4 separate regions of the Homo sapiens genome follow, and all the other regions are linked to region 1. Evidence: read pairs that join two places in POLR2A ChIA-PET (ENCODE). Cell type or tissue: OCI-LY7. All regions are shown on one strand. Links, peaks and the distances in the headings refer to the core of each region. The heading gives the core; the rest is flanking DNA.

Evidence for each region. ChIA-PET counts read pairs that join two places held together with the same protein. Peaks named below come from ENCODE experiments on the same cell type or tissue, not always from the same donor. Only the 100,000 strongest peaks of a DNase experiment are listed, where the experiment ranks them.
Region 2: POLR2A ChIA-PET joins it to region 1 with 9 read pairs; 2 of 35 experiments call an interaction of 5 or more read pairs at or near these places.
Region 3: POLR2A ChIA-PET joins it to region 1 with 6 read pairs; 2 of 35 experiments call an interaction of 5 or more read pairs at or near these places.
Region 4: POLR2A ChIA-PET joins it to region 1 with 6 read pairs; 2 of 35 experiments call an interaction of 5 or more read pairs at or near these places.

Annotation. Positions count from the first base shown.
Region 1 is chr11:47,396,700-47,404,176 of GRCh38, forward strand. The region is part of intron 2 of SLC39A13-AS1 (SLC39A13 antisense RNA 1); the gene reads right to left. MIR4487 (microRNA 4487) reads left to right here and starts at 4,271; the gene lies at 4,271-4,343. RefSeq lists a silencer at 3,330-3,689 and an enhancer at 3,739-4,739. In OCI-LY7, for the core only: CTCF peaks have their summits at 2,467 and 2,674; DNase peaks (open chromatin) are centred at 3,652, 3,942, 4,182, 4,982 and 1 weaker place; H3K4me3 peaks cover 3,450 bases; H3K27ac peaks cover 4,766 bases.
Region 2 is chr11:46,805,476-46,812,952 of GRCh38, forward strand. CKAP5 (cytoskeleton associated protein 5) reads right to left here. Exons shown (of 44, transcript NM_001008938.4): 5 at 5,532-5,703; 6 at 4,267-4,399; 7 at 3,925-4,025; 8 at 2,556-2,669. Among named protein-coding and RNA genes, the nearest start is that of CKAP5, 37 kb to the right of the region's middle. In OCI-LY7, for the core only: CTCF peaks have their summits at 3,526 (motif pointing left) and 3,730; a DNase peak (open chromatin) is centred at 3,516.
Region 3 is chr11:47,734,851-47,742,327 of GRCh38, forward strand. FNBP4 (formin binding protein 4) reads right to left here. Exons shown (of 17, transcript NM_015308.5): 9 at 1,766-1,890. Among named protein-coding and RNA genes, the nearest start is that of AGBL2, 23 kb to the left of the region's middle. In OCI-LY7, for the core only: no CTCF peak of the experiment used is centred there; no DNase peak of the experiment used is centred there.
Region 4 is chr11:46,857,502-46,864,978 of GRCh38, forward strand. It overlaps LRP4 (LDL receptor related protein 4), which reads right to left. Exons shown (of 38, transcript NM_002334.4): 36 at 6,947-7,034; 37 at 5,105-5,246; 38 at 1-1,814. The coding sequence ends at 1,482. The region is part of intron 2 of LRP4-AS1 (LRP4 antisense RNA 1); the gene reads left to right. Among named protein-coding and RNA genes, the nearest start is that of LRP4-AS1, 15 kb to the left of the region's middle. In OCI-LY7, for the core only: no CTCF peak of the experiment used is centred there; no DNase peak of the experiment used is centred there.

The DNA.
Region 1 (7,477 bases), core at 805-5,804:
AAAAAAAAAAAAAAAAGGCTGGGCTTGGTAGCTCACGCCTGTAATCCCAGCACTTTGGGAGGCCGAGGCAGGTGGATCACCCGAGGTCAGGAGTTCGAGACCAGCCTGGCCAACATAGTGGAACCCCATCTCTACTAAAAATACAAAAATTAGCCAGGTGTGGTGGCACGCACCTGTAGTCTCAGCTACTTGAGAGGCTGAGGCGGGAGAATAGCTTGAACCCGGGAGGCGGAGGTTGCAGTGAGCCGAGACCATGCCATTGCACTCCAGCCTGGGTGACAGAGTGAGACTGTCTCAAAATAAATAAATAAATAAAATAAAATAAGTAAATAAACAAATGGAGAAATGCCTAGCTCAGAAGTTTGCAATGAGGGACAAATGAGGCTGTGGAGTGGGGCCTTGGGGTAATCGTTTGGCCGGCAACACACTGCGGCCACCCACCTGTCGCCCCCCTCTCACCTGCCTGAGTTGGGGTGAACACTCCAGCTCGCCACTCTTCTCTGAGAACCCCCAGGGCCCCTCCCTGGCCTCCCTCTGGCCCTTCCTGACCTGGAGGAGTCCTGAAGCTGAGGTTCCCAGCCCCACCCTCAAGGTGCTCCCTCTCTGGGACAGAAACCTTAGAGGCCCCAACTCCCACCTTGGCAGGACTCCCCAGTTCTGCTCACACTCTGTGCCCCTCACATGACATCCCCACTGCTGCCCCGAGACTGTCTTAATAACTAGAGGTATTCACCAGGCACTCTACATACACAGCATCTTGTAATCCTTGACGATGCAGGTATTCTCATCCCCATTTCACAGATAAGGAAACTGAGGCTCGGGGAGGACTGACAGGTGCAAGCTCAGCTGGCTAGAAAGGGGCAGCACTGGCCGGGCGCAATGGCTCACACCTGTAATCTCAGCACATTGGGAAGCCAAGGCAAGTGGATCACCTGAGGTCAGGAATTCGAGACCAGTCTGGCCAACATGGTGAAACCCCATCTCTACTAAAAATACAAAAATTAGCTGGGCATGGTGGCGGGCAGCTGTAATCCCAGCTACTCAGGAGGCTGAGGCACAAGAATAGCTTGAACCCAGGAGGCGGAGGTTGCAGTGAGCCGATATCATGCCATTGCACTCCAGCCTAGGTAACAGGGTGACAAAGCAAGACTCCGTCTCAAAAAAAAAAAAAAAAAAAAAGTAAAAGAAAGGGGCAATGCTGAGATGAGAACTCAGTTTTCCTGTGTGCCCATCCAGTGGAAGTCCCATGCAAACCCTGAGGCAAAGCAGCATCTCTTTGGAAAAAGACTTCAAGCCTTTTAGAGTCTCACTGCTGCCTCCAGGCCCACGGCCACCACCTCTTCCCAGCTCCCCTACCCTGTCCCTATTCTCAGTTGTCCTGCTTCTCCTGGTCCAGGCTGGAGGATATCAGAGTTGAAAAAATTCCAGCCTCAGGTGCCCATGGGACCAGAGAGATGATAAAATCCAGAAAGGGGATGAGCCAGGCTCCCCTTGGCTCTCAGCCCTGGGCATGAACACGTAACAGTGGGACTTAACTCCCTGGGAGACAGGCCCAAAGAGGCAGCATTCCTGGTGGTGAGACCTGAGTGCATCTGCACCAGACATTTCCGCATTTAAATCTCAGCTCTGCAATGGAGAGACCACCCCCTGGGTAAGTGACAACATGAAAATGGGAGAAAATGCCTCTCCTGGCCTGGAGATCTCACAGGAGGGAAATGTGTTTCTAACAGCCATGGGCCCAGCCCTCCTTCAGGCACCGGCTCTGTCCAGTAGGTACGATTATTACTCCCATTTTACATACGAGGAAACCCAGGGAAAAGAGATGTCCCAAGGTCACACAGCCTTGCAGGGGCTTGAACCCCAATCCTGTCTAACTCCAAGTCCCATGCACTTACATATACCTGAGAGCCCCTCCTTCCTTTTCTCCTAGGAGTTCTTCTGTACCTTCCTAGCTTGCAGGGTTGGGGCCCTGGGTGGCAAGTTGAACCATGACTGGATGGGACTGGAGGGCTTGGCCCTGCCTGGCTGAGGCTGCAGTCTGCAAATACCTGACTGCCCTTGCTCTTGGTTGGGCTGAGGGACTGCTGCCTGGGCATGCAAGGGGTTGGGGACCAGCTGCAGCGGCACCTCCCTGACATATTGCCTTGGGCCACCCTGCCCTCTAAGCTTGTTGGTGTCTGACTTTCTTGGGAGAGGGGTATAACCCCTTCCAGGGGGCCTGCATGGTGGGGCTGAGACACTAAGAAAGCTGCATTTGAGCTTCCTCACTGGCTCAGCTCCTTCTGAGGCCCTGGAAGGGGTCTCAGCAATTTTGTTTTTGTTTTTTATTTTTTTGGTTTTTTTTTTGATGAAGTCTCACTCTATTGCCCAGGCTGGAATGCAGTGACACAATCTCGGCTCACTGCAACCTCTGCCTCCCGGGTTCAAGTAATTTTGCTGCCTCAGCCTCCCGAGTAGCTGGGACTACAGGAGAGCGCCACCACGCCTGGCTAATTATTTTATTTTATGTTTTGTATTTTTAGTAGAGACAGGATTTCACCACGTTGGCCAGGCTGGTCTCGAACTCCTGACCTCAGGTGATCCACCCACCTTGGCCTCCCAAAGTGTTGAGATTACAGGTGTGAGCCACCGCGAACGGCTGTTTTGTTTTGTTTTGTTTTGTTTTTGTTTTTTGTTTTGAGACAGAGTTTAGCTCTGTCACCCAGACTGGAGTGCAGTGGTGCGATCATCTCAGCTCACTGCAACCTCTGCCTCCCGGGTTCAACGATTCTCCTGCCTCAGTCTCCCGAGTAGCTGGGATTACAGGCGCCCACCATCACGTCCAGCTAATTTGTGTATTTTAGTAGAGACAGGGTTTCACCATGTTGGCCAGGCTGGTCTGGAACTCCTGACGTCAAGTGATCCGCCCACCTTGGCTTCCCAAGGTGCTGGGATTACAGGTGTGAGCCACTGCGCCCAGCCTCTCAGCAATTTTGTATTTGTGACTTTGTAATCTTTTCCTTAAAGAGTGCCCCCCCAAATGGTTTTAAGCTTCAGGCTCCTGGGAACCTAGATCTGTCCCCAGGGTGGGGCGGTGGAAAGCGTTCCAACCCCCTCCCACTTGCTTTTTGCATGCTGGCTCTGGGGCTTTGGGTGAAACTCCCCACTTTGCCATCTATACAATGGGGATGAATGAGGCGATGCGATGCTTAGAGGACCCTCTGTTCAAAACTCGCCCAACCCACAGAGACCTTCACAAGCCTGCACTTGGTCCATCACCAACAGCCCTGTGGGGAAAACCGAGCTCCTACCCCCATTTTCCAGCTGAGATAACTGAGGCGTGAAGCCCCGCTGCCGCTCGTCGCTGAGGCTGTGAGCAGGCTGGAGCCTCATCCCCCACTGCTCCCTGGGGTCTCCTCCCGGGATGCCAAGCCTGGGTAGCAGGAGGGGGTCTCCAGGGTGCGGGGGCGCTCTGGGGAGGCCGGGGGCGGAGGCGGTGTCCCGCACTGTCCCACCGCAGGGCCGACCTCGGCCCTTATCTGCTCCGGCAGCTTCCGCCCCCCAACTCCAGCCCCCGCCGCAGGCCCGGCCCCCGGCCCCGCCCCCCTAGGGCCCCTCCCCCGCGCCGCCCGCCCCCAGGGGAGCGCCCGAGCTGCCCGGCTGCGGCCCAGTCGAGCGGAGAGGGGGCCCAGCCCCCCCAGGTGGGCAGCCGGAAGTGATAAATAACCGAGACGGGGGGGGGGGGACACCATTGCAGTGAGGCCCGAGTTGTCCCGGGATACTCGCCCACAACCCAATAGGAGCTCCCCAAACTAAGTTGTCTTCGCCAAAAATGGGAGGGGGTCTGAGAAGGAAGAGGAAAGGGGTTCCTTAAGGCCCCAGGGACAAGAGGAACAGTGGAGTCAGTTTAAACAGGGCTCTGAGAGGCACACGACCTCCCCCCACACTAACAATGCCAAGTGGCCTCCCTGGGACAGGTGTGGGGGGGGGAGAGAGAAGCGGAGACACCTCAGAGAAAGTGAAAAGGAAGTCACAACTGGAGATGCCTGCGGAGTGCAGCGGGGCATAGCCTCAAAAATACATAAGGAACTCTTGCAAATCAAGGAAAAGAAAATCAAGCAATCCAATATAAAAAAATAGATAACACACACGCAGCGCAGGCATGTTAGGGCAGAGAAAACGAATTTGCTCAAATACCATCTAAGGGAGGCTCAGCCTCACTGCTGATGAGGGCGATGCAAATTCAGACCACAATGAGATGCTATTTACACCATCTGAAGGGCAGAAGGGAACTGTCCTTCAGCCAGAGCTGGCTGAAGGGCAGAAGGGAACTGTCCTTCAGCCAGAGCTGGCTGAAGGGCAGAAGGGAACTGTCCTTCAGCCAGAGCTGGCAAGGAGGGGAGCAGCAGGCCCTCCTGCATGTGGCTAGTCAGGATGCGGCTCCAAATAGCCCCCTAGGGAGAGCAATCTGGCCTTATCTCACGAAGTGGAGGTACAGAGGCTGTCACCCACACATCCCCCCAGGCAGCAAATCAAGATAAGTTCTCTGACAAGTGCGCCAAGAGACAGGGACAAAAATATTCACGTTGTCCCTAATAGCAAAAAAAATCCTGAAATAACCCCAGGGCCCACTGATAAGAGAATGGATAAATAAATTACAGTAGACACATTCACAGGGTGGAGATCATTCAGCAATGCAAGCAGGTGACCCACAGGTTCACCAATATCATGAAGGAATCTTTGCACCATGGTATTGAGTGGAAAAAGTCAGTCCCAGAAGATGGATACTTGCGGCTCTCTGTATCCCTGGGTTCCACATCCATGGATTCAACCAACCTCGGATGGAAAATATTTGGAGAAAAAAATGGATGGTTGTGTCTGTACTAAACATGTACAGACTTTTTTTCTTGTCATTGTTCCCCAAACAATACCATGTAACAGCGATTAACATAGCATTTACATTGTTTTCGGCAATCTAGAGATGATTTAAAGTATATGGGAGGATGTGGTAGGCTAAATATGCAAATATTTAATACCACACCATTTTATATCAGGGATTGAGCATCTGTGGATTTTGGTATCCTCAGGGGGTCTTGGAACCAACTCCCCCCCATCCCCGCCAGGACGCCAAAGGACAGCTGTCCTTACCCTTCTCATGAAGTTCAAAACCAAGCCAAGCCATATCTTTACAAATAACAATGTTCCTTCCCTGTTTCTAATACCTTTGTTATTAGGAGATGGTATGATTACCCACATAAAAGACTCTAGGCTGGGCATGGTAGCCCAAGCCTGTGTCCCTAGCACTTTGGGAGGCCAGGAGTTCAAGACCAGCCTGGGCAACATGGCAAAACCCCATCTCTACAAAAAATACCAAAAAAAAATTAGCCGAGCATGGTGGTTTGTGCCTGTGGTCCCAGCTACTTGGGAGGCTGAAGTGGGAGGATCATTTGAGCCCAGAAGGCCGAGGTTGTGGTCAGCGGAGATTGTGCTATACTCCAGCATGGGCAACGGAGTGAGACTCTGTCTCAAAAAAAAAAAAAAAAAAAAAAAAAAAAAAATATATATATATATATATATATATATATATCCCCACAAATATAAAATATCTAGAAGTAAACTTGGTAATAATTATGCAGAACCTATAGGAAAACAATTGTTAAATTCACTAAATAATGTAAAACCTTAAAATAGTTTTTTTTTTAAAAAAGCCAATTCAAATGGAATATTGTCTAGGTATACATACATATGTCAGAAAAAGCTTTATCAAAAAAATAAAAGCAAGAGTCAGGTGTGGTGGTGTGTGCCTGTAGTCCTAGCTTCTTGGGAGACTGGGGCCAGAGGACCATGTGAGCCCGGAAGCTTGAGACCAGCCTGGGCAACAATTTTAAAAAAATTTTAAAATTAAAATTAAAATCTCTAATTTTAAAAAAAGAAAGGCCAGGCGTGGTGGCTCACACCTGTAATCCCAGCACTTTGGGAGGCCGAGACCAGCGAATCACTTGAGGTCAGGAGTTCAAGACCAGCCTGGCCAACATGGTGAAACCCTGTTTCTACTAAAAACACAAAAATTAGCTGGGCATGGTGGGCGCCTATAGTCCCAGCTTCTCGGGAGGCTGAGGCAGGAGAATCGCTTGAACCTGGGAGGCAGGGGTTGTAGTGAGCTGAGATTGCGCCACTGCTCTGCAGCCTGGGTGACAGAGCTAGAATCTGTCTCAAAAAGAAAAAAAGAAAGAAAGAAAAATAAAAAGCAAAGGACTGATCATCACAAAATTCAGGTTTCACTGAAGGAGGAGACAGGGAGATGGGATAGGGGAAGGGTAACAAGTAAGGAAAGATGTAAATCAACACAAAAATTAAACAAGAGCCTTGCAGGGACCAAAAGGGCAGTGCAGAACGCACAAGGATTTCACCCCAATTTGTGCACCTGAGACAAGAGAAGGGGAATGGGAGACATGAAATTGATTTGGATAAACTTTTATTCAGAGTATGGGCAAAAGCTTGCTTTTTCTAGCAGCCCACACCTGGCAGGGAAAGAGGCCTGTGTATCCAGGGGACAAGGCTAAGGGATCCAAAGACACACCGACATGCAGAGCCTTCAGAATGGACAGGTCAGGAAGGCTGCAGGGAGGAGGTGGCCTTGTCAACAGGCTAGGTTTCAATCGACTGAGATGGCGAAAGGGGAAGGACATCCCAGGCCTGCCGAGAGTGGGGTGGGGGTGACAGAACTTGCCACAGTGGAGAGGCTGGACAGAGAGTAGTGGGACTCAGCTGTTCATGGTGGAGCTGCTGGTGGCAAGGGAAGAGGGGAGAGGCCCTGTGGGGTCACTGGAGCATTGCCCAGCCAGGGCTTAGGATTCAGTGGAGAAAATACCCCAGGAACTCATGAGGGAGCTAAGGCTACCCTGGAAAGAAGGATTGAGAAAGGATTGGGGTCAGGGGTTTCAGAGGGGCAGGGCTCCTTTGGAGAAGCTGAACCTGTGGCCCTGGGGGAGCTGCTGTGCCTCTTTTTAGCTGTGACCCTGCGTAATGTGATTACCATCCTGAGCCCCATATGCCTTTCAATAAGAGACTGCTATCTTCCTGCTGACCCCCACGGGAGGAAGCCCTGTGACAAGGATAAGGCCAGATATCTCACTAGAGACCACACTCTGGAAGTATCCATCCCCAGCCCAAGTCTCTAGCCCTCGATTGCCAGAGTGGAGGGAAGGATGTCAAAGCATTGGCCATTGCCAGGCCAGCCAGTCTTGCAGGGGCCAGAGACAGGAACAAGGGGTTAAAGTCAGATTCTGGGCATTGCAGTGAAGTCAGAGAAATAGATCTGTGGCTCCCTGATCCCAGACACCTCTCAGCCACTTAGAGCCACGCAGTACCCAGGCCCATCCAGCTCTGCTGAAGTTTGTCCAGTGCTTCAACCCAGGAAAACCCTATGGCCTCCAAACCAACTGATAAATATGTCAGAAAACACTCATTTGTGGCTGGGTGCAGTGGCTCACGCCTG
Region 2 (7,477 bases), core at 910-5,909, 590 kb before region 1:
GGAAAAAGGATTGGTCTGTAATCTATTCTTCAATCTCATCCTCTTTTTTCCATTTCACCATTTCCCCACTTTTTTCCATTTCACCATTTCCCCACTTTTGTTATGTTTCTAGGAAGTCAACATAATACAAAGTTTGTGTGTACATATAACTAAAATCAAATACAAAAAATAAAATGTCAGCTGGGCACCGTGGCTCATGCCTGTAATCCCAGCACTTTGGGAGGCCAAGGAGGGTAGATCACCTGAGGTCAGGAGTTCGAGACTAGCCTGGCCAACATGGTGAAACCCCGTCTCTACTAAAAACACAAAAATTAGCTGGGTGTGATGGCAAGTGCCTATAAATCCCAGCTATTTGGGAGGCTGAGGCAGAAGAATCACTTGAACACGGGAGGCAGAGGTTGCAGTGAGCCGAGATCGTGCCACTGCACTCCAGCCTGGGCAACAATAACGAAACTCCATCTCAAAAAAGAAAATAAAAAAAATAAAATGTCTCTGTCACTACTTAAGGCAAAAAGAAAAGAAAATGTCGTTTCAGGTTAATTTTTACAACTGAAGTTAACTTTTCATTGTTTTAAATATTTTAGCCACAAAATTCAGTTTCTTTTTACTTGTTTGTGGTCTCTGATTCCCTCCACCCCACCACGTGAAAAGGGAAAGAAGTTTCTACTGCTACCCTAGATCTCTCAGAAATCTATTGTCTGTCTACTCAAATATAAAATCCATGATGCTCTCTCTTTATATAGTACAGCAAGAGATTATATTTACATTCACAATGCCAATGGAAACCACAGAACTGTCTTTGTGTGAGAAGCTAATATCCTTAGAAAATACATGTAGAAAACACATAATATTAATGATAAGGAAAAAGAAAAGGTTTTCTTTGACACATCGAGAATTCAGCACCAGAGCAATAAGATTTCTAATTAATAACCAAATGCTGGAAGAATTGACAGAGAATCTGTAGCTCTCTTCATATGCCACTGGAACCTGACTTTCCTTGTCTCAGTGCCCTCTACTATTCCCCTTCCCATTCTTTCCTCCCAGGTTCCAGGTTGGTAAAACTCTTTTTCCCCTAGGGCAACTCTCTTTTAATTTATTTTACACGAGTGTAACTCTTCAAGATGGAAAATTGATGACTGAACAAAGATTTCACAAATCATATCTCTGCCTCCAAGTCCCACTGAAGGAAAGCCTAGGAAGGTTAACTACTAGAATATAGTTGATCCTCATCATTCACGAATCCATATTTGCAAATTCACCTACTTGCTAAAACTTGCTTATAATCCCCAAATCAACACTCATGGTACTTTCCTGGTCATTTACAGACAAGTTCAGAGCTGTGAACATTTTGTGTTGTCTATTGTGCACATTCCCAGCTGAGGTAGACAAGATAACACTCTACCTTCTTGCTTTAGCTTTTACACTATAAACAAGTGTCTTTTTCATGGTTTATTCAGTGCCATGTTTTTGCATTTTTGTGTTTTTTGTTGGTGCTCTTGTTGTTTAAAATGGCCCCTAAGTGTAGTGCTGAAATGCTGTCTAGTATTCCTAAGTGCAAACAGGCTGTGATGTACCTTAGGGAGAAAATATATGCGTTAGGAAAAGCTTCAATCAGGCAAGAGTTACAGTGTTGTCGGCCAAGAGTTCAATGTTAATGAATCAACAACATATATTAAATATGCTATCTCCAAACAGAATAAAACAAAGTTATGTACTGATTGATGGAAATGTTGTGACCAAAGGGTTGCAGGATCCTAACCCTGTATTTCTCTTAGAAGCAATGATTCAATATTCACTAATTTAGTGTTCGCAGTGGCTTTACAGAATATAACTACTACAAGTAATGACTTAGGTGTGCGTATAATTAAAAATCAACTTCCTCCCCTCACCATTGTAATCCTCTGTAATTTCAGACTGAGGAAGCAAACAAAACAAAATTTTCATTCTTGCTATATTCATGAAGATGTTTTCAGAGTTTGTTCTTAAGCACTATAATCATATCCACAGTGTTTGATCTATACTTACAGTTTTCATAAAAAGTTACTACATACAAAATGTCCACCAGCAGCATTCAACTTGCAATACCAAAAGATTATTTCCTAAAAATGTTTATCTCTTACTTAGTACTTGTCTGTTTCAGAACTGACCTCATATTCGTATACTCTTTACATACTGATACAAAGTAGTGTGTTATCATTTGCTATCTTCATGTTTAATATTTGTCCAATTAAATACAGCTAACTTAAATAGCTCATCCTATAGAATTATAAAACTGGAAAATGTAGTTCTAGATCAGCAACTCTCTTTTCCTAGAGAGTTACAGAAGCTATCAAATAGCATACCTAAAGTCAAAGTGACAAAAAACAAAGATTGAAAATGAAACTAACCCACAACAGGAATTTAAAACAACCCTTTAAAAATGTATGTCTGTAATTCAAATACCATCAGTAATGTTCCTTAAGTGGCAATGTATGTGTAATTAAAAAGATGACTGATGAGAAATTCAAAGGCCTGATGGCTGTTACAATACCAGTACTGCAAGTCCTCATATTTACCTTCTTTAATGCTTTTACTAAATCTGCATAATCGCCAGCTTCCAGTTTGGGGTTTTTTATTAGTACTTCTACAGACTCCAGGGCCTCTTTTCTCTCTTGCCATTTTTTTGCCTCCTGCAAGATACAATATGAGTCATTTGTAACAGGAAATAAGAGAGCGGAATAAAAGTCTATTTATTGCACTCTGCTAATTCAAAGATACATAATTTTTTTAAAAAATTATAAAACTGGCCGGGCGCAGTGGCTCACGCCTGTAATCCCAGCACTTTGGGAGGCCGAGGAGGGCAGATCATGAGGTCAGGAGATCGAGACCATCCTGACTAACAAGGTGAAACCCTGTCTCTACTAAAAATACAAAAAATTAGCCGGGCGTGGTGGCAGGCACCTGCAGTCCCAGCTACTCGGGAGGCTGAGGCAGGAGAATGGCATGAACCCGGGAGGCGGAGCTTGCAGTGAGCCAAGATCGCGCCACTGCACTCTAGCCTGGGCGACAGAGCGAGACTCCGTCTCAAAAAAATAGTAATAATAATAAAAAATAAAACTGTGGAGGCAATCAGAACATTTTGTTCATATATATAAATTTTTGTTCATATATAAAAAGTATTTTCATAAGATGTTATAACTAAAGTAATATAATAAACAAACAATGCCATAGACGTTTCATTCTCATTTTCTAGGCAAACGTTAGTAAGCAGATGTCAAACAGAAAACATTAATAGAAAGCATTTCTAGCCCACCCATCTCACAGCAGCACAATTACAGGAGAGGAATTTCTACACTGACAACATTAAAAAGACCAGAAAAGAACAATCACATAACCAACAACCCACTACTACAGTGGTGGTTGGGATAAGACTGTGTTTCTCAACTGGGGATGATTTTGTCTCCTAGGGAACTTCCGGCAATGTTTCAAGACATTTTTGATTGTCATGACTTAGGGAGATGGTATTACTGACATCTAGTGGATAAAAGCCAAAGATGCTGCTAAACATCATACAATGCACAGGACAGCTGACAAAAAATGTCAACAGTGCTAAGGTCAAGAAACCTTGGGGTAAAGTAGTGGCAGTAGAAACGGAGAAAGGGGAGGAATCCGGAGCTCTTTAGTGTTAAAAACCAGAGAGAAAATTAGAAAAAGGAAGTCAAGAATGTTCTGGTTTTATGGCAAGACATGTTTTAAAAAAGTGCTATAATATATATATGTACAAAGTAGTGTGGGAGCAAAGAGGAAGAAGCAACTAACTCACTCTACTAGGGAAGATATGGGATGGAAGGGGGTGCATCAGGCAAGGGCTCAGCAGAGTATTCTAATTCTATTCAAGTAATTATTTTACAAGAAATAAATGAAAGAAGTTTAACTATTACTTACAATTTTGTCATAAAAGTCTTTGGGAAGTTTGGAAAGGATTTCTACAGCTTCTAAAAGCTCATAAGCATCTATTTGTGGCACCTCATCACCATCATCACCACCTTTAAGGAGAAAAACAACACAAACCTTAAAAATGCTTAGAATTGTTTTACTTATCAGTTATCAGTCCTTTCACAACCCTGATGAAATTTTAATAGAGAAGGGACCAGAGTTATTAAAGCTACATGCAACTTATATTTTATTAAAGGCAATCCTACAAAATATGCCTAATGAACACAGATTCTCATGGCAGTGCCAGTTCTTGCTAATTTTTGCAGAAACCGGTGTTTAAAATTGGCTTACCTCCTTCAGCATCTCCACCAGCAGACTGTTGTTGTTCCAATTTAGCTTCTAGTTCTTGTTGGGAACGAAGAAATCGAGTAGGTCTAGGAGCACTTGTTGGCAGTTTGACCCATTCTTCTTCTAGTTCTTTCAACTGCAAATGTCATATAATATTTAAATAATATCTGCATCTCCACCATTAGTTAACATACTTAATACTTACATTTATTGACATATCAGGACCCAATTTCTTTCTTTTTTTTTTATTGGAGACAGAGTCTTACTCTGTCACCCAGGCTGAAGTGCAGTGGTATGATCTTGGCTCACTGCAACCTCCACCTCTTGGGTTCAAGCAATTCCCGTGCCTCAGCCTCTCGAGTGGCTAGGATTACAGGTGTGCACTACCACATCCGGCTAATTTTTGTATTTTTAATAGAGATGAGGTTTCACTATGTTGGCCAGGCTGGTCTTGAACTTCTGACCTCAGGTGATCCTCCTGCTTCAGCCTCCCAAAATGCTGGGATGACAGGTATAAGCCACCGTGCCTGGCCTCTAATTTCTTATTTATGTGGCTCTACCAGGGCAAACAAGAAAGATTCATTCATTCATTCATTGAGAGACAGGGTCTCAACTCTTTTGCCCAGGCTGGACAATTTTGGCTCACTGCAGCCTCCACCTCCCCAGGTTCAGGTGATCCTCCCACCTAAGCTTCACGAGTAGCTAGGACTACAGGCTGTGCTACCATGCTTGGCTAATTTTTTTTTTATTATTTGTAGAGATAGGGTTTGCCATGTTGCCCAGACTGGTCTCGAACTCCTAGGCTCAAGTGATCTGTCTCCCTGGGCCTGCCAAAGTGCTGGGATTATAAGTGTGAACCACTGCACCAGCGGAAGAAAATATATAATTAAATTTTATTTCTTTTACAGCATAAGTCAAACCAACTTGAATTTACTATAAGGAAGACGTATGTCTAAGCACTAAGAAAGAACAGTAAGTCCCACTTTTTAAGACACTCTCATTAGTTCATTAATTCAGATACATTTACATCATCAGAAGAGTCTCCAAAACCAATTGTAATAAAAAGCCAGAAAGAATGTACTTCACACAGATAATAAGTTCTGCCACCCAAGAGAATTGCTGAGAAAGTTAGCTATGCTCAGAAAAGCTGATTTCAAAATTAAGAATGTAAAATAATTATTTTTAAGGACAGAATATCAACAACGATAGGAAGAAAATATTTTCATATTAACCTTGTGCGAAAGCAACCAGAAAACTTTTTGTCTCACCTGAACAGAGTTTATATTTTGTAATGGGGGTCTCAGAGCATCCCGAATCCATCTGTAAATCTCCACAGCAATTAGTTTGGCTTCATCTCGAACAGCCTTCTCTCGAGACTCAAAGAGTTTTGGCAACACTTTGATAATTGGCTTAAGCAAGATGATTTTGGAACCAAATTCACTACAAGTAAAAAATTGGGAAAAAACTGTCAACGTGCAATGCAATTAAATAAAGCATTAGCTTTTCTTCATTCAAACATAGTTCCATATCTACATATTAGAAGAATTATATAAGTTCAGTTTTTTTTAAGGCAACAAAAGAAAAGGAACTCATAACTGCTTACCTACTAAGGTGTTGTTCTTCTAAGAATATTATTTAATGTGTAGGGCCCAAAATAATATTACCATTTTTAAACAAACTTTCTAGGTAAGCAGACTAGGAATAATTAAAACCTATAAAGGATCAACATGTTTAATACCCTTTTTTTTTCTTTTTCAGATGGCATTTTGCTCTTGTTGCCCAGGCTAGAGTGGTATGGCATGATTGCAGCTCACTGCAACCTCTGCCTCCTGAGTTCAGGTGATTCTCCTGTCTCAGTCTCCCAAGTAGCTGGGGTTACAGGCATGCGCCACCACGCCCAGCAAATTTTTGTATTTTTAGTAGAGATGGGGTTTCACTATGTTGGCCAGGCTGGTCTGGAACTCCTGACTTCAGGTGATCCACCCGCCTCAGCCTCCTAAAGTGCTGGATTACAGGCGTGAGCCACCACACCCAGCCTAATACCACAAATATGTATGTATATACATATAAAAGCTTACAAATATAAACTAGTTTATAAATATTTACATGAATGAAATCTACTTTTAATAAACCTTTAATAGCTCCTATAATTAAAGTGATTCATTTACCTAGATAGATCACAAATCTTGGCAATATTTTGTTCCTGACTTTGTGGCTATCACACTATAACTCTGGGCATCTTAAATCTTTCTTTACTTCAGTTTTCTATGGGGAAAATGTTGCATTTTGACTTCTTTCAAAAAGCATATTTGGCCAGGCGCAGTGGCTCACACCTATAATCCCGGCACTTTGGGAGGCTGAGGCAGGTAGATCACCTGGGGTCAGAAGTTCAAGGCCAGCCTGGCCAACATGGTGAAACCCTGTCTCTACAAAAATACAAAAATTAGCCAGGCACGATAGTGGGCGCCTGTAATCCCAGCTACCTGGGAGACTGAGGTGGAAGAATCGCTTGAACCCGGGAGGCAGAGGTTGCAGTGAGCCGAGATCGCGCCACTGCACTCCATCCAGCCTGGGCAACAGAGCAAGGTTCCGTCTCAAAAAAAAAATAAAATTAAAAAAAAGTGTGTTTAACCTTACATATCTGTCATAGATTACATTTTCAAGTTCCCAACTGGCCAATTTTAGCTATCTAATATCACTATTAACATTTGTGAGTATCAGATTCTGGAGCAGGAGAGATTTATTTATGAAAGAACACTGAAATTCTGTATGAGTAGTAGGACCCAAATTATTATTTATCTATTATCTAATGTGCACAAATTTATCTCATGTGAGCAAATGCAACAAAATTACTCAGTAATAGCTACTAGTGTACTCCAACGATTTTTTTTTCTTGGTTTTTGTTTTTACTTTTTTGGAGACAGGGTCTCACTATGTCATCCAGGCTGGAATGCAGTGGTATGATCACAGCTCACTGCAGCCTCGACCTTCCCTGCTCAAGCTATTCTCCAGACTCAGTCCCCCAAGCAGCTGAGACTACAGAGGGGCACCACCATGCCCGGCTAATTTTTTTTTTGTATTTTTTGTAGAGACGGGGTTTCTCCTTGTTGCCCAGGCTGGTCTTGAACTCCTGGGCTCAGGCAATCTGCCTGCCTCAGCCTCCCAACCCAAAGTGCTGGGACAATACAGGCATGAGCCACTGCTCCTGGCCTTA
Region 3 (7,477 bases), core at 1,290-6,289, 340 kb after region 1:
TAGTCCCAGCTACTCGGGAGGCTGAGGCAGAAGAATTGCTTGAACCTGGGAGGTGGAGGTTGCAGTGAGCCAAGATTGTGCCACTGCAATCCAGCCTGGTGACAGAGCAAGACTCCATCACCCCAACACCCCCCCCCCCAAAAAAAAAGGAAATCTAAAGCACAGCATGGTGACTACAGTTAACAATACCTGAAATTTGTTAAGAGTATAGATCTGATGTATCATCCCCACATACAAACACAAGACAACTCTCCAAGGTAACGTGATATGTAAGTTACTTTACCTGGTTTGTGATAATCATATCATAATATATACATATAACAAATTATGACATAGTACATGCAAGATATATGTATAGTCAACTACAGCTCAACAAAGCTGGAAAAAATAGATCCTGAATGATATAAATACCAATATTGTCAAATTGCCATTTATCCATTAATTGCTTATATTAGCCACCTGCTGAAGCCTGAAACAAAATTAATTATTCCAGTCCCTTCTACTTGGTTGTTCCCTAACTAGTAACTGGATACTCTTTCAAGTCAAAAGAATATGTTAAGTGGTTTTTCCAACAGACCACCCTTAAATAGCTAATACTTATTTGGTCTAACTCTCCCATGAGATTAGGTTAGAAATGCAATTCAAACTAAATTTGCCTTTGTGTAAAGACAAGTATTTCACACAGGAATTAAATCTGTGACTTTTCTCCCAAACTAGAGAAGCCTATAAGCTACTGCTTCTCAAACAAGAGGCTTAATTTGAAGAAAGCAATTGAGCAGTTAGAATTTTAGATAATTTCTCAGTATCAAGTCAGCCTTAATTATTTCAGACTTAAATATGATCTTTTCACCTAACCAAGTAAACAATTTAGGTTTGGAAACAGTAAAGATTATTTTTACTACTTGTTAACAGAAAGCAGTTTAATAAATGGCATTAAAAAAAAATGGGGCCCGGTGCGGTGGCTCATGCCTGTAATCCCAGCACTTTGGGAGGCCGAGGCAGGTGTATCACGAGGTCAGGAGATCGAGACCATCCTGGTTAACACGGTGAAACCCCATCTCTACTAAAAATAAAAAAATTAGCCAGGCGTGGTGGCGGGCACCTGTAGTCCCAGCTACTCGGGAGGCTGAGGCAGGAGAATGGTGTGAACCCAGGAGGCGGAGCTTGCAGTGAGCCGAGATCATGCCACTGCACTCCAGCCTGGGAAACAGAGCGAGACTCCGACTCACAAAAAAAAAACACTTGCCAGGCGTAGTGGTGGGTGCCTGTAATCTCAGCTACTTGGGAGGCTGAGGCAGGAGAAGTGCTTGAACGTGGGAGGCAGAGGTTGCAGTGAGCCAAGATCGGGCCACGGCACTCCAGCCTGGATGGCAGAGCAACACTCTCTCTTGGGAAAAAAAAAGAAAAAAAAAAAAAATTTGGCGGGCCGGGCGCAGTGGCTGACGCCTGTAATCCCAGCACTTTGGGAGGCCAAGGTGGGGGAATCATGAACGCCAGGAGTTCGAGACCGGCCTGGCCAACATGGTGAAACCCCGTTTCTACTAAAAATACAAAAATTAGCTGGGAGTTGAGGTGCGTGCCTGTAATCCCAGCTACTGGGGAGGCTGAAGCAGGAGAATGGCTTGAACCCAGGAGGCAGGCAGAGGTTGCAGTGAGCTGAGATCGTGCCACTGCACTCCAGCCTGGGTGACAGAGCAAGACTCCGTCTCAAAATAATGATAATAATAATAAAAATTTGTCAAGTTGCATTAAGTAATATACATACTTTCAAATCCTGTTCTTCTTCTACTTTTGGTGTTGTCTGTACTTTTATTTTCTCTGGAGATTCTTCTACTTCCATCTCTTTATCTGAATTCTCATCTATTTTTTCTGAATTTTCAGCACCAATTGCTGTAAAAAAAACATGTAAAATTAAACCAAAGTACCAATACTTATAGAACACTATATACCTTTTCCCCCATAGCAGATATCTGCAAAAGATTATTAGTTCTTTCTCTCTTGCCTGTTTTACTTACTTGTTAAAACTCTTCAAACATGTCAGCCTACTGTCTATATAACCCAAAAACAATTCAGGGCCGGGCACAGTGGCTCATGCCTGTAATCCCACCACTTTGGCATTTGGAGGTGAAAAGATCACGAGGTCAGGAGATCGAGACCATCTTGGCTAACACAGTAGAACCGTCTCTACTAAAAATACAAAAAATTAGCCACGCATGGTGGCATGTGCCTGTAGTCCCAACTGAGGCAGGAGATATGCTTGAACCCGAGAGGCGGAGGTTGCAGTGAGCCGAGATTGCGCCACTGTACTCCAGCCTGGGTGACAGAGTGAGACTCCATCTCAAAAAATAAATAAATAAAATAAAAATCCTTTATAATCAACTTTCTTAAAATACATCTATAAGTAAAATTTACTTTAGCCTATCAAATTACCCTTAAGTTTCTGCTTTCCCCTTCTCCTTAACATCTTTTCTAATCTTCTCTTCCAGAATACCACTGCTTCAATTACTTATAATAGCTAGACAGCAAACCTGAGTATGTAAGAATTCTTTAACAAGTTGCAGGGGAAGGTGCTCAAAAGAGCAACATTATTAGCATTATTATTTTTTAGAGACAGGGTCTCATTCTGTCGCCCAGGCTGGAGTGCAGTGGCATGATCTCGGCTCACTGCAGCCTCAACCTCCTAGGCTCAACGGATCCTCCCACCTCAGCCTCCCAAGTAGCTGGGACTACAGGCAGGTGCCACCGTGTTCAGCTAGTTTTTGTATTTTTAGTAGAGATGGGGTTTCACCATGTTGCCCAGGCTGGTCTCAAACTCCTGGACTCACGCAATCTGCCTGCCTCAGCCTCCCAATGTGCTGGGATTATAGGTGTAAGCCACTGCACCCAGGCTGCATCATAATTTTTTTTTTTTCTGAGATGGAGTTTCGCTCTTGTTGCCCAGGCTGGAGTACAGTGGCGTGATCTTAGCTCATTGCAACCTTTACCTCCCAGGTTCAAGTGATTCTCCTACCTCAGCCTCCCAAGTAACTGGGATTACAGGCATGTGCCACCAAGCCTGGCTACTTTTGTATTTTTAGTAGAGATGGGGTTTCACCATGTTAATCAGGCTAGTCTCGAACTCCTGACTGGTGATCCGCCCGGCTAGGCCTCTCAAAGTGCTGGCATTACAGGCGTTAGCCACCACGCCCGGCATGCATCATTATTTTCAAACCATCTGGTAACTTCCTTCCTGAACTGGTGAAGACCTACAGACATCTATATTGAATCCACCTACTTAGTTGGTGCTATTGGTAATGGGAATCTCCAAAAGAGAAGAGGTCTACCAACTTAAAACGGAGCACACAATATGAACTCTTTTATCTTTGCTTTCCAACACCTGCATACTCAAACTAATTCACACAGTCTGAATGACTGCCAGTTAAAAAGCCAAAAATGGCCGGGCATGGTGCCTCACGCCTGTAATCCCAGCACTTTGGGAGGCCGAGGAAGGTGGATCACCTGAGGTCAGTTCAAGACCAGCCTGGCCAACACGGTGAAACCCTGCCTCTACTAAAAATACAAAAAATTAGCTGGGTGTGGTGCTGGGCGCCTGTAATCCCAGCTACTCAGGGGGCCGAGGCAGGAGAATCGCTTGAACCTGGGAGGTGGAGGTTGCAGTGAGCCGAGATTGCACCATTGCAGTCCAGTCTGGGCAACAAGAGCAAAACTCCGTCTAAAAAATCATCATAATTTTTTAAAAAGCCAAAAATACCTCAAATGTGAAAACCGTGACTTTGGGTAATCCTTCATCTTCAGGATTAAAAGTAAAAATGTAACTTTAAATAGCTTTTAATATTTTAAACTTTTTTTTTTGAGATGGAATCTTTGTCGCCCAGGCTGGAGAACAGTGGAGCTATCTCGGCTCATTGCAATCTCAACCTCCTGGGTTCAAGCAATTCTCCTGCCTCAGCCTTCCAAGTAGCTGGGGCTTCAGGTGTTTGCCACCATGCCCAGGTAATTTTTTTTTTTTTTTTTTTTTTTTTTTTTTTTTTTTTAGTAGAGACAGGGTTTTGCCATGTTGGCCTGGCTGGTTTCAAACTCCTGGCCTCAAGTGATTTGTCCACCTCAGCCTCCCAAACCGCTGGGATTACAGATGTGAGGCACGGCGCCTGGCTTTTTTTTTTTGAGGCACGGTCTTACTCTGTTGCCCAGGTGGGAGTATAGTGGTATGATCACAGCTTATTGCAGTCTTGACCTCCTCCAGCCTCATTTTTTGTTTTTTAGTAGAGACAAAGTCTCACTATGTTGCCCAGTTTGGTCTCGAACTCCTGAACTCAAGTAATCCCCATGCCTCAGCCTCCCAGAATGCTGGGATTAAAGCTGAGCTATTGCATCCGGCCTAAAACTTTTTATTAAGTCCTTAACCTTATAATATAATAGCCTGGCTCTCCTTTTACCTGATCGTTAATATTCCCTCTTTATTATCAAATTGTCTGAAACAAAATCTTCCCACTAATCCCATTTATTAATTTTTAATGCCATTATATATTAAAAGTCTTCTATCTGGTGGCAGGTCCAAGAATTTAACAATTTTAAGGATGGCTAGAGTTAAAGACTAGAATGTTTTGGAGGGCAAGTACACAGGCTCTATTAAATTAGAATGCACACACCCCTTTGACCTGGCAATATACCACTAGGAATCTTTACTGCTGTGAAACTAGAATGTACATAAAATATATTCATCAGGATGTTACCACAGTATTATTTATTGTGAAACAGGTTAACAAATGCATATAATATAAAGAATAAAATTAGCTCAGTGAGGTGGCACAAGCCTATAATTCCAGCACTTTGGGGGAGCGAGGCAGGAGCATCAATTGAGCCCATGAATTCAAAGCTGCATTATGATTATGTCAACTATATTCGGCCTGGATGACAGAGTAAAATCTGTCTCCTTTTTCTTTTGAGATGGGAGTTTTGCTCTTGTTGCCCAGCCTGGAGTGCAATGGTGCGATGTTGGCTCACCACAACCTCCATCTCCCAGGTTCAAGCGATTCTCCTGCCTCAGCCTCCCGAGTAGCTGGGATTACAGGCATGCGCCACCACGCCCGGCTAGTTTTATGTATTTTTGTTTGTTTGTTTGTTTGTTTAGTAGAGACAGGGTTTCTCCACGTTGGTCAGGCTGGTCTCGAACTCTCAATCTCGGGTGATCCGTCTGTCTCGGTCTCCCAAAGTGCTTGGATTATAGGCGTGAGCCAGGCCAACATCCTCTCTCTTAAAAGAAACAAAAATTCAAGTAAATTGGTCAGGCGCAGTGTCTCACGCCTGTAATCCAAGCACTTTGGGAGGCAGAGACGGGCGGATCACCTGAGGTCGGGAGTTCGAGATTAGCCTGGCCAACATGATAAAACCCTGTCTGTACTAAAAATACAAAAATTAGCTGCGCAAGGTGGCGTGCGCCTGTAATCCCAGCTACTCGGGAGGCTGAGATAGAACTGCTTGTACCCGGGAGGTGGAAGTTGCAGTGAGCCACGATCGTGACACTGCAGTCCAGCCTGGGTGACAGAGTGAGACCCCGTCTCAAAAAAAAAGTAAATATAACATGGCTTATTAAAATATCAAAATATTAACATGTTAATATTGAGTCTTCCCAGGTTTCTCTGCCATCACAGCCACACCAGATATGACCTCTACCCTCATGGTGCCAGTCATTATGTTCCTTTAGCTTCCTCATGGACAGATCTTTAAGCACAACATACATATGTATTTGTTTTTTTTTTCCCCGAGACAGTCTCACTCTGTCGCTTAGGCTGAAGTGCAGTGGCACAAACTCGGCTCACTCCAACTTCCGCCTCCTGGGTTCAGGTGATTTCCTGCCTCAGTCTCCCAAGTAGCTGGGATTACAGGCGAGCACCACCAGGTGCAGATAATTTTGTATTTTTAGTAGAGACGGGGTTTCACCATGTTGGCCAAGATGGTCTCGATCTCCTGACCTCGTGATCCACCTGCCACGGCCTCCCAAAGTGCTGGGATTACAGGCATGAGCCACTGCACCCAGCCACATTTTTTTTGTGTGTGTGATGGAGTCTCATTCTATTGCCCAGGCTGGAGTGCAGTGGTGCCATCTCAGCTCACCACAACCTCCACCTCCCCAGTTCAAGAGATTCTCCTACCTCAGTCTCCCAAGTAGCCGCCACGCCCAGCCTATTTTGCAGTTTTGGTAGAGACGGGGTCTCACCATGTTGGCCAGGCTGGTCTCGAACTCCTGACCTCAGGTGATCCACCCACCATGGCCTCCCAAAGTGCTGGGATTACAGGCGTGAGCCACCGTGCGCCAGTCTGTTTTTCTTTTTCTTTTGAGGCAGGGTCTTGCTCTGTCACTCAGGATGGACTGTAGTGGTGTAATCATAGCTCACTGCAGCCTCGAACTCCTGGGCTCAAGCTATCTTCCTCCCTCAACATCCTGAGTAGCTGGGATTATATCCGTGTGCCACCACACTGGCTAATTTTTAAAAAACATTTTAGAGACAGTGTCTTGCTATATTGTCCAGGCTGGTCTTGACTCCTGGCCTCAAATGATCTTTCCGCTTTGCCCTCCGAAAGTAAATATTATTGTTTCTATGATTAAGCCACATTGATGCACATAACTATGGTATGTTCACTTTGTCACTGCTGCTTAGTATTCCTTTCTAAGAATATACCACAGGGCTGGTCGCAGTGGCTCACGCCTGTAATCCCAGCACTTTGGGAGGCTGAGGCGGGTGGATCACAAGGTCAGGAGTTCAAGAACAGCCTGGCCAAGATGGTGAAACCCCATCTCTACTAAAAATACAAAAATTAGTCAGGCGCAGTGGCAGGCGCCTGTAATCCCAGCTACTCGGGCGGCTGAGGCCGGGGAATCGCTTGAACTCGGAGGGTGGAGGTTGCAGTGAGCTAAGATCATCCACTGCACTCCAGCCTGGGCGACAGAGTAAGACTCCGTCTCAAAAAAAAATAAAAAAATAAAGAATGCACCACAATTTATCTATGATACCTCTAATGGACATTTGAGTGCTCTATAGGGTTTTTTTTCATAGCACAAATGCAGCAATTTTTTTTAGTGAAACATGGACACAATTTAAATGTCCATCAACAGTGGGCAGAGTTAAATACGCACATCTACACCACTCAGTTTTAACCAATGAACAATAATTTTTAAGGCACGTTGTTAAGTGAAAACTGTATGTTGCCTAATAATCTATATGCTCTCATATATGGTAAAATTTACATATATACACATAAACACACTCATACATACCTAACTGTAAACGTATATAAAGAACATGGTCTGGAAGGATATATGTTTATAAAGGACAGAGAAAATAGCTGGGCACAGCTGGGATTACATGCCTGTACTCCCACTGCTTTGGGAGGCCAAGGTGGGCAGATCACCTAAGATCAGATGTTTGAGACCAGCCTGGCCAACATGGTGAAATCCCATTTCCACTAACAACACAAA
Region 4 (7,477 bases), core at 895-5,894, 540 kb before region 1:
GGGCCTCATCAGTGGTGCTCTCTACCTTCCTACTCCTTACCCACCTCTTTGTATTTTTATTTATTCAGCCCTCCCACCACAGGACTTTGGAGATTGCTGGTGCCACAAGGCTTGGTCAGAAAAAGCAAATTAGGCAAAAAAACAAACAAAAAAACCCCACGAAGAACAGCTAGGGAGACGTTTTAGGGCAAAAATAAGTCTCAATTTCCCTGATACCAGGCTGAGACACGTGCCCTTTGTGTGAATGAGCATGAACCAAGTGATGGCATCCCACATGGAAACTAAGCCCCTTAGCTGAGGGGACAGCTGGAAGAGGAACATCACCACCCCGTAGCCACAGGCTTGCTGTCCACTAACTTAGATCCCTGAGCACTTGAGAAAGAACATAGGAAGTTCAACAGGAAGTTTGACCCTCATGGATACTTCTCTTTAGGCCCTGGGTTTCCCAAGTCTCCAACCTGATCGTTCTTTCTGACCATTTATGACAACTTCTGGTTTTTCTTTGAAAGCTTGTTTCTAGGTCTCTTCCCCAGAATCCCAGGACATGAGGGAGAGAGGGGTCAGGAGGTATACCATATTTGGTCTAGGCAGAGCTTCTTAGACTTTTCAGAGACTCAGCCCCCAAGGCCTAACATTCACTCAAGCCACTGGCTCACAACCTGGTTAATTTGAGCAAAGACTTAGGAAAGGTACTGGCCAGTGGTGGCACCAGGAGGGAATTCCTATTAGCCAGTAGCCTTGTGATAGGGGACCCAGTTATCTGAATGTAGAAACAGCTCCAGACATTCTAGGAGGAGGAAGAACAGCCTGAGCCACCCCCATCTCACCAGTATCTGCTGCTGAAAAGGCAGTGTCTCTTAGGGCAAGAATAATGTCCACTGCCAGCAATGGACCAGACACCCAGATCCAACTACCCCCCAAAGCTTTTTCATGTTACTAACACACTTGAGGCTGGAGGTTTCCCAGATGCCCATACCTGCTGGGCTGATTCTTCCTTCTTCTCTCAGCCTCTATCCTTCATCCCTGTCTTTACCCACACCCCCATGTCCCAGCCCCTGATGGGCAAGTTCTCTCAGAGAAGCAGTCATGCTGGCTGTGATGGGGCAGAGCGCAGTCCTGGGTCATCAGCTGCATCAGCACTGAGAAGCAGGCACTGAGGGTACTGGGGAAAGGGGAGGTGGAGCTCTACGCTGGTGAGGAATCACGAATAAGCAGTTTCAGGGGGCCCAGGATGGAGTACAAGATGTGAGGTTCATGGTAAAATCCAGGTCTAAATTCTCGTGATGTGCCATCATTTCTTGTGCACAGGTAGTTATGGACTCACGTGGTAAACAGCTCCGGTGAAGGCTTAGGAACAGTTATGGGGTGGGAGGAGGAGGAGGACAAGCACACAGAAGCGGGGCCTGCGGTGTAAGCGAGCACAAGGACTAGACGTCCATAAAGGAGAAGGAACAGGCAGGCAGGGAAGAGAATGTGGGCATTTAGACCTGGCTCTCTGAGGAGAGCTTGCGTTCATGTTTCCAGCCCGTGTCTGGCAGAGAGCCTCGTCTTTCTGGAGTGGCTGCAGTATGGACGCTGCTACACTCAGACTGCTCTTCCTGTAACAGCTGCTCCGTCTCTGTGTCATCCAGGGAGCCAGAGCTGGCCTGGATGGACACCGTGTCTGTCTTCATGCATACATGATCCCGGAGGAGGCCCCCCCGTGAGCTTCGCAGTTGCTTGAGGTCATCCCACTCAGCATCATCCCCAGACAGGAGGCAGATTCCCTCTACGATCTTGATCTTCTCCTTGGTGTAGTTATGGTCAGGCCCTCCCTAGGGTGGAGAGTGGGCAGATATGGTCAGTCAGTTGGCCTTCTACAAAGGATCCCATGGTAAACTGAAAAAGGAAGTGGATGGGGTAAGAGTAGGAGTGAAGCGCACAAAAATCCCACAAACAAATGGGGAAATGTGATTAAGACAAGTGTATGAGGCCTAGCCTAAAAGGGGAGAGGCAGCTGTGATAATTATTACCATTACCATACAGGAGGAGGGAAAACCATGGCTTCCGGTCCTGCAGCAGCCACTCACTGGCTTTGTCACCTTAGGCAAATTATTTCACATTTCTAAAACTCAGTCTCTTAAGACTCTGCAGTGTGAGGAGAGTAACAGTATCCACACCTCACAACCAACTGCTGTCACCTTAAATGAGATGATACATGGAATGCAGTTATCAGGGAGCTTGACACAAGATGCACTATAACATGTTAGCTATGTTACATTGTTACTGTGGTTTATTAATGGGACATCATGCTGATATAAATCATCAAAAGCAATTGGCAAGAGCAATTAAATGTACATTTATTCAGGATTTTAAGCTACTTCGGGTGCTAGTTTGTATCTCTTTTTTCTAATTTTGTTAAGGAGAAAACTTGGGAGGTAAGACAGGGGACTCTAGAAAATCCTCTTATCTGGCCGGGCGTGGTGGCTTACACCTGTAATCCCAGCACTTTGGGAGGCCCAGGCGGGCAGATCACTTGAGTTCAGGAGTTCGAGACTAGCCTGGCCAACATGGTGAAACCCCATCTCTACTAAAAATACAAAAATCAGCTGGGTTTGGTGGCGGGTGCCTGTAATCCCAGCTATTTGGGAGGCTGAGGCAGGAGAATCCCTTGAACTCCGGAGGCTGAGGTTACAGTGAGCCAAGATCATGCCACTGCACTCCAGCCTGGGTGACAGAGCAAGATTCCATTAAAAAAAAAAAAAGAAAGAAAGAAAGAAAAAAAACTAAAAAAAAGGAAATCTTCTTATCTGGGTCCTAAACGTCAATATAGTGGGGTCCTGCAACTTATAACCTTTTTTGGGAGGTTACTCTCGCTCTGCTGCCATGAGTCCTGGGACCATTCCCAAGCAAAACCTGGGACTCTTCCAGGCACAGCCTGGAGTTCTGCTCGGGCCTCTCCCTTTATGGCTTCTTCAAAGAGCAGCCTCACTCCTGGCTGCTGGGGTATACCAACCGACATACCACCACTGCTAGAAGAAAATGGATCATCTTGGGTTCTGTCCCTGGGATAGTATTCCTGCCAAGAGTTCTGCAACTGTGGCTGTGGCTCTATTTTTGTAACAATTCAATTCCACAGATATTTACTGAGCCCCTATGTTAAGCAGAAGACTGTGCTAGGTGCTTTGATGATTATACAATATAAAACATGGTCCCTGCCCTCTGAGAGTGACAGTCCCCTCAGCCATGCAGAGTGGGACATAGCACACAAGCAAACACACAGATGTCTGTTCACCCAGCACACCCTCCAAGATGAAATTAGTATAAGATGCAGACCACTCAATGTCTTAATTAAGAGACACGCTGGGTAAGTTAGGGAGAGGTGGGGGATATGGCACTTGCAATTTGGGAAACACCACTCCCTCTACAAACACACAGCAACAGGTACCTGAAATCAAGAGGAAATCAGAAGAGAAAAGGTGAAAGACTATCAGAGGGGTGAAAGAGCTGCTGAGGAAGAAACACACAACAGAAGAAAGAGGTCACACTATTTTCATTGCTATCCTGTGGCCTTCATTGTGGTTCTTTTCTGGAGCATCAGATACTCCAGGAACCCAAGAATCTTCAAGAGTCTTTCTCTCAAAGATATTGGGGAGGGGTCTACCATTCCTAGAACTACAAGCCATCCCTGCACATTCTGTTTTGACTGCAGTAGAAGCTTTTAAAAAATTTTTAATTTCAATTTTTTTTTTCAAACACCAACTTGAACCAGAAGTAGTGGAAGCTATTTAAATACGGGAATTCATGGATCCAGAAAGCACATGATTATTATGTGAAATGTGTTTATTACACATGAGAGCCCTGCAGGTGTGAGAGCAGGTTCTGACTGTGCTAGATAGGCCAAAGAAGTAGACTGATGAGGATCTTCATAAGGAATAACTTCTGATGAAGAGTTACAGGATTTTAGGAAAAAAACAAGGCTTATATTGGATTAGGAAAATCTGAAATACCAGGTATAGTTAGTTTCCTTGTGGAAATGGGACTTTTTTTTTTTTTTTTTTTTTTGAGACAGGGTCTCATTGTCACCCAGGCTGGAGGGTAGTGGCATGATCACAGCTCACTGCAGCCTCCAACTCCTGAGCTCAAGTGATCCTCCTACCTCAGCCTCCTGTGTAGCTGGGACTACAGGCACAAGCCACCACAACCAGCTCATTGAAATGGGACTATTTTTCATGCCTTCACATTGAGCAAATAATTTTCCATTGAAGTGACAAAGAAGTTAAAAAAAAACAAACAAACAAAAGCAGGCTGGGCGCAGTGGCTCACGCCTGTAATCCCAGCACTTTGGGAGGCCGAGGCAGGTGGATCACCTGAGGTCAGGAGTTCAAGACCAGCCTGGTCAACATGGAGAAACCCTGTCTCTACTAAAAATACAAAATTAGCCGGGCATGGTGGCGCATGCCTGTAATCCCAGTTACCCGGGAGGCTGAGGCAGGAGAATCACTTGAACCCGGGAGGTGGAGGTTGCAGTGAGCTGAGATCGTGCCATTGCACTCCAGCCTGGGCAACAAGAGCGAAACTCTGTCTCAAAAAAAAAAAAAAAAAAAAAAAGCAAAAGCAGGTAAACCTTCAGAATTCTAGAGAAATTTTTGTGATAAGAGGAAGAATAGTGAAAAACAAGCCATTCCCAACCATAGGTGCTACTAGCTTGGACTGGAGGTTAGTAATGGGCGAGTCCAGGAGCTCTTGGGTTTTTTGGGTGTTGTCTGGGAGAGCTCCCTTGTTTCAGAAGCACATAGCCTTTTGCAGGGGAATGACAGTTCCTGGAGGGAAAGAACCTATAAGCTTGGAAAAATATCTCATGGCAGGGCAACTGCTTTCAGACCTAAATCTTCTGAGATCTGCCTTCTAACCTGGCTCTCACTAAGGTCCCTCAAACTAATCCCTCAGAGATTCTAGAACTTCCCAGAAACCCAAATTACATTCAGTTCTTCTGTTCACTATAACTTCCAAAATGGTAGATGGGATTACTCAGCAGCCGTTACTGACTTATTTGGGCATTTGGAGTAAAATCCCTCCCCACACCTCGCCAAAAAGACCCTTGAATATAAATTTCAATTTTTACCTCTTTCTTATAGCACAGCTGGTTGTACATGGCTGGTTTGGGGATTGCTTCAATCTTCACTTCCTGTGTGGATGTTCGGTAGGAGGGGTTGCTGTAGGTGAGGTTCCCCATTCCAGGATCAGTGAACTTGGATTTTTTGTGTCTTTAGGAGGGAAGGTGATGAGAAATTAGTCGAGATCTTTAAGGGGATGATACCTGGGAAAGCTGTAAACTGAGTCTGGTAGGCAGCCTCTAAGATGATCCCAGTGACTCCCACTTCCTGGTACTCATGCCCTTAAGAATCCCCTCCCCTTGAGTGTGGACTGTTCTGGTGACTTACTTCTAATGAAAAGATTATGCAAATGTGATGGCTACTAGATTAGGTTACCAAGAAACTGGTTCTGGTCTTGAGTTGCCCTCCCTCATTCTCTTTTGCTCTTGCTCTGGGAGAAGCAACCTGCCATGTTGTAAGTTGTCCTATGGAGAGGCCCACAAGGCAAGAAACTAATGAGGAAGGCCTCCAGCCAACAGCCTATGAGGAGCTGAATCCTACCAACAACTATGTGAGTGAGTGTGGAAGGGGATCCTTCCCCGGTCAAACCTTGAGATGAGACTGTAACCCCAGCTGATATCTGGATTGCAGTCTGTGAGACACCTTGAGGCAGAGGCACCTAGCTAAGCTGCATCCAGATTTCTGACCCATAGAAACTGTGAGATAATGGTTGTCATTTTAAGTCACTAAGTTTTCGGGTAATTTGTTATGCAGCAATGGAGAACTGATGCACTGAGCTTTAGAGTCAGACAGATCTGTTTCAATTCCACCTCTGTGATTTATTAGCTGGGACCTTGATAGATATAATCTAAACTCTCTGGCTGGGTGCGGTGGCTCACACCTGTAATCTTGGCACTTAGAGAGGCTGAGGTGGGCAGATCACACAAGGCCAGGAGTTCGAGACCAGCCTGACCAACATGGAAGAAACCCTCTCTCTACTAAAAATACAAAAAAAAAAAAAAAAAAAAAAAAATTAGCTGGGCATGGTGGTGCATGCTTGTAGTTCTAGCTACTTGGGAGGCTGAGGCACAAGAATTGCTTGAATCCAGGAGGCAGAGGTTGCAGAGAGCCAAGATTGCACCACTGCACTCCAGCCTGGGCAACAGAGTGAGACTCTATCTCAAAAAAATAAGACAAAAATTAAAAAAAATAAACTTTCTGAGCCTCAGATCCTCATCTGTAAAGTGAGGAATAATAATACCTGTGTTACGAGGTTGTCATGACATTGATATATATCCATTAATGGTAACTGTTACGATGATGATGATGAAGAACAACAGCAGCAAACTGTAAGCTACGTTTAAAGCATTTGGGGGAAAATATAAAGAAAGAGGGACATAAAAAGATTATAAATGACACATTCTACCTTTCCAGAATGATTGCTACTGAGCAAAGATGTACAAACCAATATTGTAGTAAAAGGCTGTGTTTGTATAAGGGGAAAATCATTTCCAATTTCAGTGGTTTGAAGCAGGGAGTACTGGAAAAAGCAAAGATGTTAAGAGTCAGTCTTAGATTTGCCTCTTACTTTGTGACCTTGGGTAATATCCTCTGTGCACTCAGCATCCTAGTCTATAAAGAAAATCCGAAGGGTTGTTACAGTCATTCAATAAGGAAAATGCTTAGGCTGTGACTGGAGAAGAGTAAGTATTTAGGTTTCCACCCTTTCCTTCTGCTGCCCTGACCAGGCACCCAACCTTGCAATAAGGCTGGTCAGAGCTTGATTCAGTGAACTGCAGAGCTTCGGGAGATCCCAGACATGCTCATGAAGACCAATGAGCATGTGGCCCCTGTAGCAAGACTGAAGTTACCTGTACAGCATCAAAGCTGCAATCACCACCAAAATCAGCAGAATACTGAGGAGTCCACCAATGGCGTAGCTGATATGAAGTCCTTCCCCTAGGAAGAATAGAGAAACACTAGGCAGGGGCCACCGACAACTTTCTAGCGGTGCTGGTGTGAGGAATGGAAAGCTGAAAGGCTCCTTTTGTAGGTGTTGGACCCCATACCATCTGAGGATGGCTAAGGGCCTCCTTTTCAGATAGGTAAATGGGAGGTGCAGGGAGGAGGCTGAGAAGAAATCTGTCACTCTGCCAGCATCTCTGATCCCATTTCGACCACTTCCTAGCTATCTGACATAAGGCAAGATGCTTAACTTGTAAGCCTACATTTTCTCTTTAGTTAAATGTAAATAATAAATTGCTCATAGGACTGGAGGAAATTACATGAGAGTATGTATATATGCATGTGCACACACATATAATGTGGCATATATATGGCTTATCACATGCCTGGCATACGGAAAGCATACCATAAGCTGTCACTGTAAGTGGTGAGAGCTA